Linked DNA regions of Mus musculus: region 2 is linked to region 1. Evidence: chromatin contacts called from ENCODE POLR2A ChIA-PET data. All regions are on one chromosome and are shown on one strand. Each heading gives the region's core, a stretch centred on a gene start or an enhancer-like site at or near the end of the contact. The rest is flanking DNA. Distances are from core to core; before and after follow the strand shown. Region 1 overlaps Mapt (microtubule-associated protein tau). Region 2 holds the start of Kansl1 (KAT8 regulatory NSL complex subunit 1).

What was found. ChIA-PET counts read pairs that join two places held with the same protein, here RNA polymerase II (POLR2A).
Region 2: POLR2A ChIA-PET joins it to region 1 with 10 read pairs in embryonic stem cell. The contact joins the promoter of Kansl1 here to the enhancer-like site in region 1. POLR2A ChIA-PET finds 5 or more read pairs at or near these places in 5 of 5 experiments (Patski and embryonic stem cell).

Annotation. Positions count from the first base shown.
Region 1 is chr11:104,277,178-104,279,697 of GRCm38, forward strand. All of the region lies in intron 1 of Mapt (microtubule-associated protein tau), which reads left to right. Among named protein-coding and RNA genes, the nearest start is that of Mapt, 47 kb to the left of the region's middle. Within about 2 kb of position 1,264, at least 2 of the 3 ENCODE cell types and tissues checked have a DNase peak (open chromatin) inside an H3K27ac peak, as active enhancers do.
Region 2 is chr11:104,441,057-104,443,576 of GRCm38, forward strand. It overlaps Kansl1 (KAT8 regulatory NSL complex subunit 1), which reads right to left and starts at 1,264. Exons shown (of 15, transcript NM_001372459.1): 1 at 669-1,264.

The sequences.
Region 1 (2,520 bases), core at 14-2,513:
TTGTGTCAAGTTGACCCATAAAACCAGCCAGTACAGCTGGAATTCCCTCCGTCTCCCAAGTGCTAGGATTTGAACCCTGGCTCTTTGAATACTTTCTTCATGGCTTCGACAAATTAATCTTTCTAACCTATGGAAGCAAGGACAGCAACCAGCTGTTGTAGCCATTAAATAAACCAATACCAGGAACCACTTGCAACATGGTTTCTGCCCTTAGGAGAATCCTGCTTCCTGCCTACAGACACTGACAGAGTCCAGGGGAACAGAACAGAAGCAGAAGAGAGATGCAGTGAACACGGCAAAAAAAAAAAAAAGCCTCTTTTAAAAGATTTCCTACTTTATATGGGAGGGTGTTTTACCTGCATATATATTTTGTGCCACATGCATGTCTGTGCCCACAGAGATAAGAAAACAGCATTAGGCATGGTTGTGAGCCACCAGATGGGTGCTGGGAACCAAACCTCCGGTCCTCTGGAAGAGCAACAAGTGTTCTTGACCTCTGAGCCGTCTGGTAAGCCCTTGATTTTTTTTTTTTTTCCAGACAAGGTTTCTCTGTGTAAAGCCCTGATTGTCCTGAAACTCTCTGTAGACCTGGCTGGCCTCAAACTCAAGAGACCCACCTGGCTCTGCCTCCCAAGTGCTGGGACTAAAACGTGTGTGCCACCACAGCCCAGCTCAGCCCTTGATATTTTTTTGAACCCAGGTCTTTCTGTGTTGTCCCAGTTGGCCTTGCTAGTGGTGTGGTCAAAACTAACCCTTGAGAGCAATGTCCATTGGGAGGTAATTTGGAAACTCTATCTCTACTTGCTTTTCACCAAATCTGCCTGCTATCTATTCTAGATTTAGTGGGTTTCTTTGGGGCGATGGGGTTGTTTGTTGAAACACATATGTTTCTATGTATATATGTAGGAAGGTAGGTAGCCTCAGCTGGCCTCGAACTCCCAGAGATATGCCTGCTTATGCCTCTCAAGTGCTGCTGGGGTTAAAGGTGTGTGCAACAACTCCCAGTTAGAATTTGTTGTTGTCGTTAAAAGAAAAACAGACAAACAACACTTTATGGACATAATTAACATGATGTAAAAGTGATGTTTCAATACATTCACAAAGCAATGCAGTCATCCCTTTTAACCCGAGGCCAGTTTGGGTTTTTAACCGGAGGTTGCTGAGGACGATCCATCCTTCCTGAGAAGCAGAACCTGACTGTGGCAGATCCGCTGAGTCACAGCGTCGGTGTCCGAGCTGAACCCGGGTCTGGCGTCTGGCGCCCCCTAGCGAGGCCTGAGTGGCAGAAAACCCCACTCGGCGCTGCCCGGAGCACCGCGGGCCCCCCACCCCACCCCTCGCACCCAGGAAGCTGCTGGGTCCAGGTCTCACAGGCGTCTGAATCACAAACCTCAGACCAGCCTCACTCCGCCCTTTTACGGGGGAATGAAGGCTTGTGGGAAATGAAGCGAGCGATGTGGGACAGTCGCTTAGAAATGGGTTTTAGTGGCAAAAGATCTGAGTTCGAACTCTGCTTGCCCTAGCTACACGGGTTACTCAACGTCTCCAAGCCTGTTTCCTCACATATGAGAAGGTACTAATTATTCCTTCTGGCGTGGTTGTACGTCAGACATGATGCTGTAAACTGCAGGGGCTGGAGTTTAGAACCACTGTATTTAATTATGCAACTACCTAAGGGTGTTGAGGCCCCTCTCTTACCCAAGGAGCTCTCCAGCAGCTCAAGGGCTGGTTATAAGCCGTTTTGCCAGGAGCAGGACCCAGGCAATGAAGCCATTGTAGCTACATCTATTCAAGAAACAAACCCCAGACTAGGGCAGTCTGCAGTCCAGGGAGGTTCCCGTCTCCCTTGGGAAGAAGACTGGAAGATCTGGGAGCTAGGAAAGACCAGGGCGTCCTTCTGGAGCCTGAAGGGAACTGCTAATTGGTATTTGTAGACTTCTCCAGCAAGTTGAAGCTCCAGAAGGGAAATCACTCCCCAGACCCCAGCACCACTGGGAACCTTGCTCCCAGGGTAGCAGGGTTGGAAGCCAGAGGATATCACTCATGTCCTCAGTAGACTGTCAAGTCCCTGTGGCTGCTTGCCCATCAGGGATTCTCATCCGGCCCACCGTAAAGGTTTACAGTGAGCTCAGAGGCTCTGCCATGGAAAGAAGCCGAGGAAAAAATAGCAGACAAATTCAAGAGAGCAAGCAGGGCCCCAGGAGTGTTTCAGAGAGTCAGCAAGGTGGCCAATTACTGAGGGTTCCCTTGCCCACCTCCTGACACTTGAGAGGGCCACCCAAGATGGCAAATGGGCTGTACAGAAGACAGAAGGACCGATGTCTTTGAGCCTGAGTAGCCGCTGTTCTTCAGGAACAGAAGGACCTGGGACTTCATCTGCACATCCCTGGGCCTCCAAAGGTCGGGGAAGTGCATCTGTTAAGGTGGCAATAGTCATGTCAATGGAGATATTGATCTAAAAGGATAGCCTGCAAGGGCTCCCGAGGGGCCTATGAGGAGCACTCTGTCAACAACTGCCTT
Region 2 (2,520 bases), core at 14-2,513, 160 kb after region 1:
TGGGAGTAAGATTGTTTACAATACGGAAAACAATTATAAACTATTTGCTGAGAATCAAAGGCCGTCAGTCCGAAAACAGGCCCCCCCAAAAGCAGTAAGATTCCAACTCACTTAAAAGCAAATAAATGCCTCTTCCTCTTTAGTTGAAAAAAAGGGCTGCCTGAGACTAGATCCGAAAACGCAAATGACCTCAATATTTAAGCAACAAAAAATGTTAACAATCAGAGTTGTGATACAAACCGTGAGACAGACATGCAAGATGTGTTTGAGCAAAGAAAGACCTTTTGCAGTCAAGAGAAGTTCAAGGCGAGAGCAAGAGTTTGTTTTTGGTCTTTTTGTTTTTGCTTTTTTTTTTTTTTTTTTTCGGAAATAAACCAGGTTCTCCAGGCCGCCTTTTTAAATAGAACGCCAAAGGAAAGCCCAGCGAACGAGGCGGCAGCTGGTGGGGAAGGGCCCCCGCACACCCCCGCCCTTGGGGCGACTCCCAGCCCGGACCCGCAGCGGGGAAGCCCGGAGAGGCCATTTAAAGTTCCGGGGATTTTTCTTCCCCTGCCCAGCCTTTCTAGTTACAACTAACAAAGAGAGGGAGAAATGGGAACCACAGGGAGAGCGAGGAGAAGGAGAAAGGGCAGCGGGAGGAGGAGGAAAGGAGCAGCAGCAGCACCTACCACGTGATGGAGGAGCGTAGCCCGGGCGGATTCGGCCCCACAAAATGGGCGCAGTTTGCAAACAGCCCCCCGGCCTGGGCGCCGAGGACCAGCGGGCGGGGGCGCGCGGCTGCTGCTCCGGCCCGGCCCGCCGCTCTCCTCCCCCCCGGCGCCCGGAGCCGCCCTGACTTTCCGGGCGGGGGGGCGAGGCGGAGGGGGAGGGGAAGGCGGCGGCGGCGGGGAGCGGCTGCTTTTTCTTCTCTTTCGGGCCCTTTCTCCGGCCTTCCTCCGTTCCGACCCGGCCTGGGCACGGCGGGGACCGCAGCCCCGGGCGGGCGGGGGCAGAGGGTAAAGCTGCCCCCCCCGCCCCGCACAAACAAGCGCCGCCGTCTGCAGCCCGCGCCCGCACCCCGGCCGCCACCCCGGGAGCTTCTTCCCGGCCGGGGAGCGCACTTCGGCCGCCCCCCAAGCCGCCGCGGCGAGACGAGTCGGCTTCGCTACGGCGCTTGGTTCTCCCGCCGGCTCAGCGAGCGGTGGCGGTGGCGGCGGCGGCACTGGGAAAATGGCGGCCGAGCTCCTTTTCCCTCCCCCCCTTTAATCTGAAGCGGAGGGAGAATGGAGCGAGCAAGCGAGCGGGCGAGTGCCGGGGACACGGGGAGGAGGGACAGCAGCGCCTCCGCCGGCTGCGGCTGCGGCGGGCCGCTCCGCCCCGGCGCGCCGCCAGGGGGCGCCCGCCTCGCCGCCCCCGCGGGCTGCCAGGAGGCGCGGCCGCCGCCGCCTCAGTCATGGCTCCTAGCCGCGGCCGCTGCTTCTGCGCCTCTGTTTGCGGAAACCGGTGCCTGGTGCCTGATACGTGCGGCAGCGACACGCGGCACTGCGGCAAGCGACGCGGGGCCCTCGCTTCGATCGAGGTGAGGCTAACCTGAGGCGCTGATGCCGTCACATTCCCTCGGCTCTGTGGCTGGCGGTGCTGCGCGCCGGTTTGAGGGGAGGGCGGACTGACACAGCAGAGCTAGAGGACGTGAGCGAAGAACTGTGTGTGCAGTGAATGAAGAAGCTGCTGCGGCCACACTACCCCAGGGCCAACCGTGCTCTGAGACGGGCAGGAAGCTCCCTGACCAGTGACGCGGTCCCTGCCACCCGCCCTTTGTCCTACACCCTGCTCTGTACACTGCAGCACACGGCTGGCTGCTAGCCCTAGCGCCACGCTCTGCAGCCGCCAAACCAAAAAATAAGCGGACGCCATTGCGCAGGCGCGAGCTAGGACCGACTCGGGGCTAGCCCGGGCAGGGGCAGCTGGGAGCTAGAGGGGAAATGATGGCCCACCAGCGCCGGGCCCGCTGGGAACTGTAGTTTTCGTTAAGCCCGCGTGTTGTTTTAGGCTTCTTGATTTGTCAGATCCGCCAAAATAGGCAAAAACGCATTCATTACACAGTAATTTTTTTGTTTCCTGCTACTACCAAATTAAAGTTCACAGACCCGCTAAAAGTTTAACAATGAACAACAAAAGCAAACCTGTCATGTTCTTACCAGCGTTGACTTAAAAGTAGTGGCACCTAATTACTCTTGACTCTAGTTTGTCAGCACGATATCGGTTCCTTCCTCCCAAATAAGGTTTAATATCAGAGAACATTTTCTGGACTTAGAAAACTTAATATAACGCAAAGTGACACATTACACAGTACAAATCCACCACCCTTTAAAGCTAACCATGTCCAAAGATTATTAGGACTCACCAAAATCAAATAGCATAAAACTTGTTCCAACAACTAAATCACCAAGCTCAGCAGATGAGAAGAGTAGAGTCTACCAAAAGGAAGATGTAAAATGCTCAATACTTTGTGTGGTTTACCAAACCAGTATCCGGTGTTAT